2 separate regions of the Mus musculus genome follow, and region 2 is linked to region 1. A link is a loop called in an ENCODE intact Hi-C map of the cell type or tissue named here. Cell type or tissue: left cerebral cortex. All regions are shown on one strand.

Region 1 (8,000 bases):
CCAGCCTACAAGGTGAGTTCCAGGACAGTCAGGACGACACGGAGAAATCCTATCTTGAAAAATAAAATAAAATAAACAAAACAACACAGTGATGGGCATAAGGAGCCGGTCGTTAGGAGCCGGTCATTTTTGTCACCAAGAACATAAAAAGGTTGATGGTGGAAGGAGAGAGGCTTCGTGGTTCATGCCTATGATGGAGGCAGAGGCAGGTTCCAAGAATAAAAGCCTACAAAACCCTCTCTGTTTTCAGATTAGGCAGAATGGCAGCGCCTGGTTTTTGTTTGGTTGGTTTGGTTTTTCCAGACAGGGTTTCTCTGTGTAGCCGTGGCTGTCCTGGCACTCACTCTGTAGACCAGGCTGGCCTCCAACTCAGAAATCCGCCTGCCTCTGCCTCCCAAGCGCTGGGATTACAGGCGTGCGCCACCACTGCCCGGCACAGCAGCGCCTGTTAAGTGCAGGAAGAGGAAGCCACAGGTGTCTGTTCCAGCTGTGCCTTCTCGAGTGTTGGACATTTTGATTCTGTATGTGCATGCGTGTGCTCGCTATGTGGAGGTCAGACACAACACGCAGGAGTCAGCTCTCTCCTCCCACAGTGTGCACCAGGAATTGAATTCAGGTTGCCAGGCTTGGCAGTGGGTGGCTTTATCCACTGAGCCATCTCACTGGCCTCCCTTCTTTTTATGTTTTGTTGTTGTTGTTGTTGTTGTTGTTTTAAAGATGTATTTATATCTCATCAAAGAGGTTTATGAGCCACCATGTGGTTGCTGGGAATTGAACTCAGGACCTCTGGAAGAGCAGACAGTGCTCTTAAGCATTGAGCCACCTCTCCAGCCCGCCCCCTTCTTTTTCTGTTTGAGAGGTTTGTCGTTTTTTGTTTGTTTCTTTGTTATTTTTTGAAAGTGAGGTTGCCTTTAAAACCAACACTCACTCAGATGGCAGCCATGCTAAGTGCTTAAACAGAATAAACAGCAATGAAGCACACGGAGATTCCAATTTTAAATAGGGCGGTTCTGAGAACTCCTGCGTCTGGAGCTGACGTCTGAAGGCAAGATCCACACTCTCCGGTGGAGGAAGAGATGTCCTGGCAGCTGCCCCCAGAAGAGCCCAAGGCAGGAGGCAGGTACATGGTGCACTTTCCAGGAACAGCAGAGAAGCAAGTGTGTAGTAGCTCTGACAAAGGCTGAATGGGGAGGCTTAGGGGGACAGGATAAAGGGAAAAGTGAAGAGGCTAGGCAGGTCTTCCAGGATCCTCAAGGCGTTGTGAGCAGAGCAAGAATTTTGCATCTGTAAAATGTGTACACCGCGCATCTTCCACCGGAGATGGTCTCCAGAGCGTCCGGAAGATACTCAAAAGTCCTAAGGCGAAAAACAAATAAGACTTTCCCTTCCCTTAAAGTTTCCCGCTACCCTGCCTCTGCAGGAAGAGGCGGGCACAGCAAGTCAGTCAGTTTTGGCGTTGCCATAACAACCTCCCTAGGCCCAAGACTCACAACTTCAGCTGCGGGTTGAGTGAAGTCCAAGGCTGCTGTTACAGGTGAGCCAGTGGATGAAGGGGCTGGAGCTCGGGAATGACCCCAGCTGTCTGTCCCCTCCCCTCCAGTGTCCACAGAGCTCTCCTTAGTTTTTTGTTTGTTTGTTTGTTTTGTTTTTTCAAGACAGGGTTTCTCTGTATAGCCCTAGCTGTCCTGGAACTCACTCTGTAGATCAGGCTTGCCTCGAACTCAGAAATCAGCCTGCCTCTGCCTCCTGAGTGTTGGGATTAAAAGGTATGGGCCACCATGCCCAGCACAAGTGCTGCTCTTAACCACTGGGCCATCCTCTCCTTCTCTAGTTTCTGCTTTTTTCAAGACAGGGTCTCACTCCCAAGCTGACCTCAGACTTGTGGTGATTCCTCTGCCTCAGCTTTCCAGCAGTTAGGATTACGGGTTGCATTACAACTCCCAGCATCTCTTTGCCCTTAGTTGAGAACCTACTATGTGTGGGCACTTGGGTGCAGTGAGAAACAAAAAAACACATGGCCCCAGTCATCTCTGCTGAGAATGGTGGCCAGAGCAGGGGTGCTTTCAGAGGGAAAAGGTACTATCAGGATTGTTCTCGAAGGATATATAAAGATACTGCAAATGCAGATTGGTAGCCTCAGGATTCTGACAGCAGCACAAACCTTCTATACCATGGCTCCCCTCTCAAGTCCTCCACTCTCCATCTGAGGCCCTGCCAAGAAGCCAGATCTCTACACAACAATTAAAGGGCACGTGGAGAACTGCCAGTATGGGGCTGGAGAGATGGCTCATCGGTTAAGACCACTGCCTGAGGACCAGTAGATAGAGTACTTGCTTGGCATGTGTGAAGCCCTGGGCTTGATTCTAAGCACTGCATAAACCAAGCAAGAAGGCTAATGCTTGCAATCCTAGCATTTAGGAGGTAGAGTTGGGAGGACCGCTAATTTAAAGTCATCCTGCATCGTGAGTCTGAGGCTAGCCTGGGTTACATGAGACCCTGGATTGAAAAAAAGTCATTCTCAGCTACATTGGGAGTTTGAGTCTAACCTGTACTACATGACACCCTATTAGAAACAGAAAGGGGCAGAGAGAATGAATGAATGAATGAACTTGAGTGTAGTGGTACATGTCTTTTATGCCAGCACTCAGGAGGCAAGAAGAATAATGCAAATTAGGGGCTAGCCTGGTCTACATCTGGTCTACATATGGAGTATGGAGTTCCATGTCAGCCAGGGCCACAGAGCCATAGCAAGACTCCATATTAAAAAAAAAAAAAAGCAAGCTTTGTTTTGTTTTGATTTTTTTGTTTGTTTGTTTTGTTTTTATTTTGGGTTTTTGGCTTTTCAAGACAGGGTTTCTCTGTGTAGCCCTGACTATCCTGGAACTCACTCTGTAGACCAGGCTGGCCTTGAACTCAGATATCTTCCTGCCTCTGCCTCCTGAGTGCTGGGATTAAAGTCATGTGCCAGTAGTCCCCTCTGTGGGAACAGAGGCTGTAAAACATGCACAGGTGGCAGGCACAGTGTCCAACCTGAAGCACACAGGTTGTGAGGCTGACCCTGTGGGTGGATGCTAAGATACCATGACCTCCTAGAACTGGCTTCAACCTGAGGATATTTTGATTGGCAGCACCTGTGTGTATGTGCTGCCGGTGCAAGATTTAATGGGAGTGGATTTGTACAGCCTCAGAACCTATGGAGTATGTGGTTGTATTAGTTGAGGGAGATTGCGGTCCCCAGGATGTAGATAGGAACGTTTTTATCACCCATGAGCCAGCTGGAGACAGATGGAAAGACATGAACAATCCCTTCTGGAGATTCTGGGGACCTGAGGAAAACAGGTCGGGGCTCCCAGACATGGGGAGGAGACCCTGGGCCACCCACTGTTTCCCTCTAGAGTCTATGGCTCTACCAGATAAGAGTCGTAGGGCTCAGATGTGGAAGGATGACCAGTGAGCCAAGGGCTGTCCAACTGTGTTTGTTTTGAGACAAGGTCTCACTGTATAGCTAGACTTGCAGTCTGGGACAGTTAGTCACCATGAAATCAGTCTCTGATTTGTGGGATCTCCCCTGCTGAAAGGCAACCCCTGAGCTTCATCTGTCCCATCTACCAGGTACGTAGGGCAAGGGCTAACAGGGCAGGCAGCTGTCTGCCTGATACCCTCTGATACACCTGGAGTGGTCCCAGTACTTGGTACCATCTGATCTTTCTTACTTCGAGTCTCTTCTACCAAAGTCGGTTCCTGATTGGTCTTTCAAGTCATTAAGTCACCTGTGAGCATCATTTTTCCCAGGGGCAGCTTCTCTCCAGTGTCATCACAATCCCTGGGTTCCAAAGGAATTATGCCATCACATCCCTGACAGATGGACCCTAGGAGAATGCAAGGGCAAGGACTGTTGTGGGTCAGTCCAGCACAGAGGGATCCCCACTGAGGGCTCTTCACCTGCCCTGGGGACTCAGAACACAAATGACCTGCCCTATTGGAACTCAGGCAGGCACCTCCCCAGGAAGTACCAGGATCCCCAGGATACACGGGAGTCACTGAGCCCCTGATGCCCCTACCTCCTGCTAGCACCCCCGCAACACCACAGAGGCAGCCAGCATGCCGGTCACTAAGTGTCCAAGGAAAGTAGAGCCGCCGTGGAAAGGGTGGGACCGGAAAGCCCAGAAGAACGGACTGAGACACCAAGTGTTTGCTGTGAACGGCGATCACTACGTGGGCGAATGGAAGGGCAACTTGAAACACGGTAAGCTAAGCGGGAGAGCCTCCGGGGATTAGTGGCCAGCGTGGGGTCAGAGTGGGTGGGCAATGCAAAACAAAACAAAAAGCACTGTTACAGAGTCCATTAAGAACATAAGCGATCTTGTTTTGTTCCCAACCCCACTTAGTGACCAGAACCGGGACCAGCAGGGGGCTGTGGCTCTGAAGTCCAAGTCAGCCCTGACTTCAGCTGAGCCAGAGTCTAGGGACAGAAAACAAAAATGGGATAGGGATCATCAGAAGCCAGCCCAAAGCTGGGTGGGGTTCTGGGGGTGCTGGATCGCTCTCTGTCTTCTGACAGGGTAGCAGAGCCTGGGGTTGGTTGAAAAGGTCAACACATTAAGAAAATGACTTGCAGTAGGCGTTGTGGGCTTCAGATGCTGCCCTGATGCTCTGCAGATGGTGGGGGCACAAGGTCTGGGCCTCAAGACACAGGTTGGACCTATCCAACCCCCCAGAAGTAACTGAGTGACCATGATTACTCCTGTATGCCTGGACTCAAGTCTTAACCAGCAGGGGGCGAATGGGTTCTGGCCGATACATTGCAAATCACGTTTGTCCGGGATGGATGGGGGTAGGACGGGGACTCTATTTAAAAGCTCTAGTCTTGCAATTCCAGACTTAACCACTTTCTTCTCCTGCCTTCCTGGGTTATCTACACTAGAATCCCTGAGCCTGCATTGTTAGAATACCTTATCTATAGGTTTTCTCATCTGTTAAGTGGCAACAATGTCTCTTTATAAAGTACACGCAGCAAGATTGCTCAGAGCAAGGGTGCTCGGGGAGACTCTGCAAAGTAGACTACCATCACATTTCCCAAATGAGGTGACCTGGGAAGAAGTGACTACTGAAGAGGTGGTATTAGGCTATAGAGGGCACCAGAGAGGGGAAGAGAGGGAGTAACAAAGAAGACAGGAGCAGGGTGATGTTTGAGCTAGGCAGAAAGGATAAAGATGTGTCCAGGTTGAGGGGCTTTTCGTCTAAAATTTAGACCTTAAACTGTAGAATTAGAATTAGGGAGGTCAGTGTAACTTGACTGAGGGACAGACTAGAAGTCAGTGTAGCTGAACAAAGAGTAATGGGAGAGAACGTGGGTCAGAATTGGATGTGGTTTTAGTATACATTACCTATAAGCCCAGTTACTGGCTCAGGAGTCTGAGGTAGGAAGATCAAGGCTGGGCTATGACCCTATCTCTAAGATCCCCCTCCCCCAAAGCAAGTTGGGGTTGGAGAAGCCAGGTATGATGGTGCATTCCTGCAGTGCCCAAGTGCTTGGAAGACAATATGTAGGGAGATCAGGGGTTCAAGGCCAGCTTCAGCTACATGAGACCTTATCTCAAAACAAAATAAAATTTAAAAAGAGAGAAAGGAAAGAAAGAAGGAAGGAAGGAAGCATCCAACTGCGGTGTCTCATACTTTTAGTTCCAGTACTCCAGAGGCAGAGGCAGGATGACCTCAGTGAATTCAAGGCCAGGCTGGTCTACCTGGCAAGTTCCAGTGCAGCTGGGGCTACATAATGACACCCTGTCTCAAAAACAAAGCAAAGGGCTGGTGAGATGGCTCAGCAGTTAAGAGCACTGACTGCTCTTCCGAAGGTCATGAGTTCAAATCCCAGCAACCACATGGTGGCTCACAACCATCCGTAATGAGATCTGTTGCTCTCTTCTGGAGTGTCTGAAGACAGCTACAGTGCACTTACATATAATAAATAAATAAGTCTTTAAAAAAACAGCAAAGCAAAACACAGAGAGGGAGAGAGAGAGAGAGAGAGAAAACTCATGTCTGTAGAGCTAAGTATCTAATAAATATATTGTGCCTCGTGGACCATGGTGAGTCTTGTCTTCTTTAAGATCTATTTTATTTCATGTACATGAGTGTTTTTGCCTTGATGTGTATGTATGTATGTATGTATGTATGTATGTATGTATGTATATGCAGCATGTGAGAGCCTGGTGCCTATGGCGTTCAGAAGAGGGTGTCAGATCCCTCTGGAACTGGGGTTACAGGTGGTTGTGAGCTGCTGGGGACAGAACCCAGGTCCTCTGCAAAGGCAGCAAGTGCTCTTAACCACTGAGCCACCTCTCCCCAAGCCCTGTCTCTCTTTGTTGCAGGACAAACATTGTTGAAAAGAAGGGGACAGGCTAGCAGCCCTGTTCTGGATGCAGGGTGAGTTTGCCCTTCTCAGGGATAGCCTAGATCAAATTTTATCTCCCAGCGTGAATATCTTATTTCACAATATTTCAAATATCATTAGGCAAATGAGATAAGCCTGAGGCCCTACCTGCTCTAGATTTAAAAACCCAAGGGTTGGGCTGGAGAGAGAGTTCAGCAGTTAAGTGCAAGTATTGCTCTCTGGTCTTGATGGTACATACCTTTAAGCCCAGCACTCAGGAGGCAGAGGTAGATAGATCTCTGAGCTGGAGGCCAGCCTGATTTACATGGCAAGTTTTAGGCCAGCCTGATGTACACAACGTGGCCGGGTCTCAAAAACAAACAAAAAGAGCTGAGAACCTGAATTCAGTTCCCAGCATCTACATCCAGTGGCTCACAGTCACCTGGAACTTCGGCTCTGGGGGTTTTAGCGCGCCCTCTTTCGGCATCTCTAGGTACTACAGTCACATGGCATGTTCACACAGACACATAAAAATAAATGTTTAAAAACGTTCTTTTATAAATAAAATTTAAAATACAAGAGCTAGAAATATAGCTCAGTGGCTATCTTACTTAGGTTTCAAGTTCCAGTTGTTGTGCTAAATACTATGGCCAAAAGCAACTTGGAGAGGAAAGGGTTTATTTTGGCTCCACATCAAGGTCCATCATTAAAGAAAGTCAGGGCAAGGGCTGGTGAGATGGCTCAGCGATTAAGAGCACTAACTGCTCTTCCAAAGGTCCTGAGTTCAAATCCCAGCAACCACATAGTGGCTCACAACCATCTGTAGTGAGATCGGATGCCCTCTTCTGGTGTGTTTGAAGACAGCTATAGTATACTTATATAATAATAATAAATAAATCTTTGGGCAGGAGGGAGCAGAGATCCTAAATTCAATTCCCAGCAACCACATGAAGGCTCACAACCATCTGCATCTGTACAGCTCCAGTGTACTCATATACACAAAATAAATAAATAAATCTTTAAAAAAACCCAAAAACCAAGAAAGTTCAAGGCAGGAACCTGGAGGCAGGAGCTGATGCAGAGGCCATGGTGGAGTGCTGCTTACTGGCTTGCTCCTCATGGATTGCCCAGCCCTGCTGTGCTGTCTTCTTTTAGATTTACTTATTTTATGTGAGTAGTTTGCCTGTATGTATGTGTGTGCACCATGTTCACGTCTAACATGAAGGTTGTCAGGCAAGAGTGTTGGGAACCGGACCCTGATTCTGTAAGAACAGCAAGAGCTCCTAACCATTAAGCCATCTCTCCAGCCACCCCCATCCAAGCCTGCTTTCTCACAGCACCCAGGATCTCTAACACAGAGGTGATAGCACCCACAGTGAGCTGGGGCCCTCCCACACTCACCACCAATCGAGAAAATGCCCTACAGGCCAATCTGATGGAGACTTTTTTTTCCCCCTCTTCAAAACCAATTCTGGCTTGTGTCAAGTAGCTAACTGGGCAGTAAACAGCTTACCTGGTGTAAGCGGAGCCTTGCATTTGATCCACAGCATTATAAAAATATAGAAATGAAGTGTACAAAAATCCAAGGAAAAGACTCTCGCTGCCTCAGCCCTGGGTCAGACCGTTT
Region 2 (8,000 bases), 120 kb after region 1:
CTCTGTGTAGCCCTGGCTGCCTGGAACTCACTCTGTAGACAAGGTTGGCCTCGAACTCAGAAATCCACCTGCCTCTGCTCCCCGAGTGCTGGGATTAAAGGCGTGTGCCACCACTGCCTGGCTGGACCCTTTTTAAAAAGGAAGAGCTAAGCACAAGGACGGCAGGGAACTTATTTTTGAGGAACAGTGACATTGGTTTGGGCCAGCCTCTCTGGTCCCGGGATCTTACCCGCCTCTCTCTCTCCAGCTCTCATCTGTTCTTTAGGGAGTGGTTACCATCTGCATTAGTTTCCTAGGACTGCAGTCTCAGAGCACCGTGTGTTCAGTTGTTTTCTGGGACTAAGAGACTGCTGAGTCTGAAAGCAAGAAGATGTTTACAGAGCCATTCCTATGCCTAAGGCTCTAGGAAGTGCCTGCCCTTGGCTCCTCCCTCTTCTTGTGGCAGCTTGCAGTCCTTGTTATATCCCTCCCACCTGAAGCCATGGTTAAGACAGATCATAATGGTGCGCTCTCTCTCTCTCTCTCTCTCTCTCTCTCTCTCTCTTTCTCTCCCTCCCCACACCCCATCCACCCATATTGTCCATGAGTGACACCAGCCATTAAATTCAGGCCCAGATGAATTCAGCGGAAACTCAGGTCAAATTGATTAAATGTATTGAAACTGTCCCCATAGTCACAGCCTGGGGCTCTCACTGCACATGAATTTTGGGGACACACTGATTAGCAACAATCATGGGACGAAGTAAATAATTGTAAGATGGGATTGGCTAGCAAGGCGTCTCTCCTAGAAACATCCCTGCTCTCAGCTAGAACTCGGAGAGAGTGGTGGCTCTGGGTAGAGGGGATAGAGGGGTGTGTAAGTATTTGAGGATGACTGTAGTCCTCGGATCAGTTCTAAGGGACTAGAGTATAGCCAGGTATGTGGCAGGGCTGTGGAGGGCTTTAGCACATGGGCAGGGATGACCGAGAGTGTAGGTGGATGAAGCAAGGTGCTTCCATGATTGGGCAAAGTGCAGCCCAACCATCATTAACTACTCTATGCCCCGCCCTCTTGGCCTGAGTCCATGCTCTTCTGGCTAGCCTCACCTTATCATGGTATAGAAAACCATCATATCCGTGTGCATGGAATTGTGGGGCTGCAATCGAATTGTGGGGCCAGTGGGAATTATAGGGGCTACACAGCTGTAGGGCTGAAAGACACATTTCTTGTTTTAAAAAGGCTTTCTCTCCCTTTCCTTCCTACCTCTTTCCCTCCCAGCTCCCTCCCTCTTTCCTTCCCTCCCTTTCCATCTTTATTCCACCCACTCCTACCCCCCACCCTCCACCCCTGCCCCCACCCTTCACCTCTACTCCCTCACTCTTTGGATACAGTCTCGCTCTCTAGCCCAGGCTATATAGAGCTCGATCTGGTCCTAATCCTGTGGCAGTATTGTCTCAGCCTCTCCAGTGTCAGGATTATCGTCACGAACTAACGTGCTGGGCCAAGTGTTTCTTTCTCAGCAGCCTAGAGATCAGTTGTTGTATTCTGGCATCACACTCCAAGCATGAGAGAGAAGAAAGTCCTAAATTCGGAGTGGGCTGTGGATGTCAGTTCTAAATTAGGAGTCCACTGTCCAAACAGATGTCGCTTGGCTTTAAGGACAGTTGTGGAGTCAGGTCACACAGTCCCTGCACAGTCCATTATGTAGCTGACGTTCTTGGGGACATGGTAAAAATAGGAGAAGGTGTGATCCATTGTCACGGCTGACACATGTAAAGCCCAGCAGGGGCCTGAAGTTCTCCGTAAGCTAGGGCTGATATTATTTCAGACACTTTGGGGTGAAGACAGTTTTGTTACCGGTCTGGTCTGAGAGCTAGAGGAGCCATGTTGTAAGGAATGGGTAGAGCCTTTTGTTGCTGTTTTTTGAGACAGGGATTCTCTGTGTATCCCTGGCTGTCTTGGAACTCACTCTGTAGACCAGGCTGGCCTTGAACTCAGAAATCCACCTGCCTCTGCCGCCCAAGTGCTGGGATTAAAGGCATGCGCCACCATTGCCCGACCGGGCAGAGCCTTTTTTCTTTTGAGGACTTAGCATTCTCCACCCTGGCACCCACCTGCTTCTAAAGATCCTCGTTTCTGGTGTTACCAGTTTTCAAGACAGCGAGAGATGTACAATCTAGATTTGTTTCTCTCTCTCTCTCTCTCTCTCTCTCTCTCTCTCTCTCTCTCTCTTGCTTAGAGTTTGGCCCAGGATCTTGGGAATGTTGCGTGTGCTGGGTCACAGAGTCTCCTCCTCCAGCTCTGTTGACTCTGTAAAACCTTCTTGCCTACTTCAAAGGAGGCTTCTCCTCAGAGGGGAGCTATAAGGCAGGAAGTAAGTGCCCAGGGGGGCTGGCTGGCTTCCAGTGTGATCACAGAATCTTGTCCCCTGCCTATGCAACCTCAGGAGCCTGGGGGAAGGACTCTGCATCAGGTATCCAGGTAGCATCCTAATCCAGGATCTAGGATTCACCTTACTGTGTAGAGACCTCTTACCCACATAAGATTAGAAGTTTCCGTTTGCGTGTATTGGAAGTTAGAGTTAAGACTTAAACACAGTTTTATGGGGAGGACTGTAATGCAGTCTACTACAGATGAAGTGGTTGTTTTGTTTGTTTTTCCAGGTGCAGATAGGAATAGAGGGAGGGGTTCTGAGACCCGAATAAACTGTCACCTGGTGCTCCCCAGAACAGCAGTTCTGGCCTTGTTACAGCCCCCTCATGAACCCCACTGTTGGAGCTCCAATCCTAATGCCAGGCATTGCCTTCTTAGTGCTGGTATTTTTAGTCATGGCATAGGCTAGGGGCTTCCAGTGATTAACACCCCACTCTGGGGAGCAATGGAGGCCAAAGCTCTTGTTAACAAATTAAATTCTTGGAGAGAAGTTGGCATGATGGGGGGAGGCAAGGTTCCTTTGGTAGGTCATACATGGGGCAGTTTCCAGCAGCAAGAGCCAGGTGAGGGCAGGAAGCTTGCTCTGGGATTGGCGAGAGCCATGGGCTTACAGGGTGTGGTCCTTAGGGGGCTGGGACACCGAGGACACACAGCCTTCATTCTGTTTGTGTGCTCCACGGTCCCTGAGAATGTGTCAATTCAGGCAGAGCCTAAGGAATCCTGTGACATCATTCCCTCCGGAACATTTTTTTCTGAGACAAAAATCTTGCACTAGGCTACGAGCCTCCCCTAAATTTCGCCTTTACAAATGAAAATACACCCCAGGAAGACAGGCGCCATTGTGCCCCCTAGTGGCCATCAAATGCTGTACACAGAAGGGAACTTGGCATTGTTTAGTACAGGAGATTTGGGATACAAGGGCACCTTGGGAAAAATTTAAAGCTAATGTGTTTAATTAAAAAATAAAAAGGAGCTGGGTGTGGTGGCGCATGTCTTTAATTCCACCGCTTGAGAGGCAGAGGCAAGTGGATCTCTGTGAGTTTGAGATCAGCCTGGTCTACAGAGTTCCAAGACAGCCAGAAACTTTGTTTTGAAAAACCAAAAAGGAAATAATAATAATAATCAGAAGCAAGTAGATTTCTGAGTTCAAGGGCAGCCAGATATACATAGCCATGTCCTTAAATAAGAAAGCAGTTTTATTAATACCTTATTTTTTTTTAGATTTTCTTCTTTTTGGGGGGGGGGCTAGAAACCCTTTAGAGATAGGGTTTCTCTGTGTAGCCCTGGCTGTCCTGGAACTCACTCTATAGACCAGGCTGGCCTTGAACTCGGAAATCTGCCTGCCTCTGCCTCTGCCTCCCAAGTGCTGGGATTAAAGGTGTGGACTACCGCTTCCTGGCCTCCTTTCTTTCTTTTTTTAATGCATGGTTATTTATTTGTGGAGGGAGGATCTCACTAAGTCTGGCTAAAACTCATTCTGTAGATCAGGCTGACCTTGAACTTGTCCAGAGCTCATTTTGTCTACCTCCCAAATGCTGGGATTAAAGGCATTTACCCATTCACCCAGCAAGAAAAATTTTAGGTTTATGGAAAATTCAGAAAAATAAAACAGCTCAAGTATGTTAACATCTTAGTATAATACATTTGGCACAATTATTAAAACTAATATTTTGTTATTTCTTCAGATTTCTGCAATATTTACCTTTTGTTGCCCAGAATTTTGTCCCTGATTCAACATTTAATTTCCTCCTCAGGGTTTTTTTGTTTTTTCTTGGTTAGCCAGTGTTTCAGACTGCCCCTGTTTTGAGGGGTTTGTCAGTTTTGTTTTTTGTTTTGTTTTGTTTTGTTTTATGGTTTTTGGTGGTTTGGGGGAGCTCTGGTCAGGTATCTTGTTAGCCTGTCCTTTAGGGGACCGAAGCTTTATGTCTTGAGTTTTACCTGCTGGAAGCTTTCTTTAGTCATTGTTATACATAGTTATTGGGTTAGACAATATTGGGTATACAACAGTGTGTCAGTCGTTCTTCTTATGCTTGGTCAAAATATCTGTCAGAAGCAACATCAGTCAGAGAGACAAATGTCCTGGCTTGCAGCATCAGAGGCTCATTGATAGCGGCAGGGGAGGCATGGTGACAGAAGCCACCAGCTCAGCTTGCTGTGCCTTGGCAGCAGACAGGACTGAGAAGAGAGCTCAGGCCAGGAAGCCTCCAGCCTCACTCTTACTGCCCTATCTCTGCCCTGTAGGCCTCAGAGTCCAAGAAGGGAAGGGTTCTGTCATCTCTCCAAACTGCCACTAACTGGGGACAAAGTGTTGACGTGCACGAGCTTGCAGGAGACCTTGTTCATTTAAATCATAACATAGTCGACAAAGATATTTTATAACTAGCCGTTGTGGGTCAGTGATGCTGGGTGTTCCAGGGCAAAGATTCGAACCCGGGCCACCCCGGTGACCTCTGTGCTGTTGGCTGCCTCCCATGGGGAGCTGGAAGACTGAGGCTTGCTGTATCAGAAAATCAGTCAATCAGACGGTGACCAAGCAAACAGGATAGTCCATAGAGTCAGTTAGAAGTGGATTGGATTCCTGTCTGCTAATACAAATGAGAGAAAATGTCTTGAAAATAAACGCCAGGATCATCTCAAGATGGCTCATGAGGGAAAGAAAGGCCTGACAGCCTGAGTTGTGAAGGTGGGGAGAGAGAACTGACTCTACAGAGTCCTCTGAACCGCATAAGCACGCTGTGACGTCACCTCATACAAGCATGCGCGCCCCTGTTCCAATGAATGTGTATACGCGCACACACAAACACGAAATACTTTTTTTTTTTTTTTAAGTGTAAAATAACCATTACCTGTGTTTATCTTCTGAGTGCCTCTGCTATCCCCATTAAATGTCCTTCTATGATTGGCAGTGTTCTTAAATGCCGCCAAAAGAATGCCTTTAGCTGGCCATCTAGTTTCGATGTTGACAGAAAGAAATCAGTTGTGCCGGGTGTATTGGGTTTAGATGCCAGGGTACCACAGGGTGTTTGTTGCTTTGTGAGCAGTTTGCAGGTTCCTAAAGGGTGATCTGAACTCTTACCAGATTCTGGCTTTTTGGCATGGTGACTTTAGAACCTCATTCCTGTGTAAGAAGCTCTCCACTGAATCGTCTCTCCTTTACATTTGGGGGCACCATGGCTTAGAAAAGTGTAAAAGCTGGGGATGATACCCCTGGGTAAGGAAGAACTCTGCCCTGGAGACCAGACTTTACACCCAAGAACTTCTCCACGTAGGGAACCAAGACGGGACAGAAACCTGTGTTTAAGGGCTCAGACTTGTCAACCAACCCCGCTGAACTTTGTCCAAGCGCTGTATGAAAGCCTTTTTTCCTTTTTCCCTCCCCCATTCTCTGTCTTTTAGTCTTTTTTGTTTTGTTTAGTGGTAGGGTCTCCTGTAGCCAAGGCCGGTCTCAGACTCACAGTGTAGCAGAGAATAACCTTTAACTCCCCAGCCCAATGCGTGTACCACCCCATGCCTGGTTGGTTGGTTTTTTGTTTTTTGTTTTTAAATGATTTATTTATTTCATGTATATGAGTACACTGTAGCTGTCTTCAGACACACCAGAAGAGGACATCCATCCGATTCCATTACATATGGTTGTGAGCCACCCTGTGGTTGCTGGGAATTGAACTCAGGACCTCTGGAAGAGTAGTCAGTGCTCTTAACCTGAGCCATCTCTCCAGCTCCCTGGTTGGTTTTTTTATTTGTTTCTTTGAGAACATCATTGCACTTAGGGACTTCAGAGATTCTAAGCTGCTCATCTACCTGCTTTGCAGGTTACTTGGTTAAAAGTGAAACAAGGGTGGTTCTGCAGGTAAGAATGTTTGTGGGCCAGGTGGTGGTTGTTTTTGTATGTATGTATGTATGTATGTATGTATGTATGTATGTATGTATTTATTTATTTATTTATTTATTTATTTCGAGACAGGGTTTCCCTTTGTAGCCCTGGCTGTCCTGGAACTCGCTCTGTAGACCAGGCTGCACATGATGAACTCAAATTTATCTGCCTGCCTCTCAATTACTGAGAATATTTAGGCGTGCGTTAGAACCACCACCTGAGCCAGGCATGGTGGCGCATGCCTTTAATCCCAGTACTCAGGGAGGCAGAGGCAGGCAGATTTCTGAGTTCAAGGCCAGCCTGGTCTACAGAGTGGGTTCCAGGATAGTCAGGGCTACACAGAGAAACTCTGTCTCGACAAAACCAAAATAAAATAAAATAATAGTTGCTTTCCAAGCATGAAATCCTTGCACCCCATTGTAAAGCTGGCCTTGGTTCTACGCATGCCTGTAATCCCAACACTCCAGTGGGCGGGGACGGGAGGTGCTCTTGGGCTCGCCTAGCCTCAAAACCACAAGCTGTGTGTTTTTCATTTAGAGATTCTGTCCCAAAGGACTGAGGTGGAGAGAGAGAGTGGAGGTTACCCAGTGCCCTCCTCTGACTTCCGAGTTCTCTGAGGACAGGATACGTGAGCATACGCTACAGATAGAAAGTGTGTGTGTGAGAGAGAGAGAGAGTCTGTGATACTCCGGACAAGTGTTTGGTGTCACTTTGGGTACAAGATGGTACGTGCCTGGTAAATTCAGGGCAATGTGCTACATGCCTGGATCTCTGTAGGTTCTAGGCAAGCCAGAGCTAAAAAATGAAATCGGGTCTCAAAACATTTTTGGGAAGCGGGATGGATGTTGTATGTTGTAATGTTGTAAGTCCATAGGAATTCTAGGTGACATAGTTGGGCGGGGGTTGTTTTTGTCCCCCCGCCCCGCTTTTTGCGATAGGGTTTCTCTGGGTAACCCTGGCTGTCCTGGAACTCACTCTGTAGACCAGACTGGCCTGGGAGTCAGAAATCAGCCAGCCTCTGCCTCCCAAGTGCCGGGATTAAAGGTGTGCACCACCAACTGCCCGGCTGAGCTTGCAATTCTTCAAGGGTTTAGTTTGGCCTCCTTTAGGGATCTTTCCTTCACCCTCAGTTAATATGGATCCTTTGTTTGGCCACAGAATGTACTGAAAGAGCACGTGGATGACGACCCCACCCTGGCCATCACCGGGGTCCCTGTGGTCAGCTGGCCAAAGAAAACTGCAAAGGTAAGGCCCACCTTGCTTCCCGTTTTCCCGTTCCACTGCTTCCCCGCTGCCTTCTGCCTATCCTTTGGGGGTGGGGGTACGGGAATCCATGAGGACGGGATCCTGCCGAGGGCACCCCGCTTAGCATGACTGGTTTGAAGGAAATGTTCACTGCAAATGCTTTCCTTTTCAAAGAACTTGGTTTTAGCAGCTATGCTAACTGGGAGCCATGGACACTGGTAGAGGCCACTTGGGAACACGACGGGAGTGAGGCTCCCTCTGTCTCAAATTTCCTGCCTTTCTCAGACTTTCCCTTCCTCTCAGTGTGACTTCTTTTCATAAAACTAATAGGCATTTAACATAAAAATGTCTAAGCTGGGGCTCGGGAGAAGGGTTAGTAGATAAGGGGCTGGCAGATGTCTAGGCACCATGCAAGCCTTCACGTGTCTTCCATGTCTTCCGTCCACCTGCCCTTGGCTTCAGCATTTA

Evidence for each region. Hi-C counts contacts between places; a loop is a spot of excess contacts. Peaks named below come from ENCODE experiments on the same cell type or tissue, not always from the same donor. Only the 100,000 strongest peaks of a DNase experiment are listed, where the experiment ranks them.
Region 2: it touches region 1 in a loop (3-fold over the local background); 16 of 42 quality-filtered maps call a loop at or near these places.

What each region holds. Positions count from the first base shown.
Region 1 is chr5:123,042,877-123,050,876 of GRCm38, reverse strand. Morn3 (MORN repeat containing 3) reads left to right here and starts at 3,861. Exons shown (of 5, transcript NM_029112.2): 1 at 3,861-4,246. The coding sequence starts at 4,102. In left cerebral cortex, CTCF peaks have their summits at 1,421, 4,765 (motif pointing right) and 6,847; DNase peaks (open chromatin) are centred at 1,455 and 4,800.
Region 2 is chr5:122,920,917-122,928,916 of GRCm38, reverse strand. It overlaps Kdm2b (lysine (K)-specific demethylase 2B), which reads left to right. Exons shown (of 23, transcript NM_001003953.2): 12 at 7,446-7,532. Among named protein-coding and RNA genes, the nearest start is that of Gm33118, 17 kb to the left of the region's middle. In left cerebral cortex, a CTCF peak has its summit at 3,266 (motif pointing left); DNase peaks (open chromatin) are centred at 1,570 and 3,234; H3K4me3 peaks cover 204 bases; H3K27ac peaks cover 410 bases.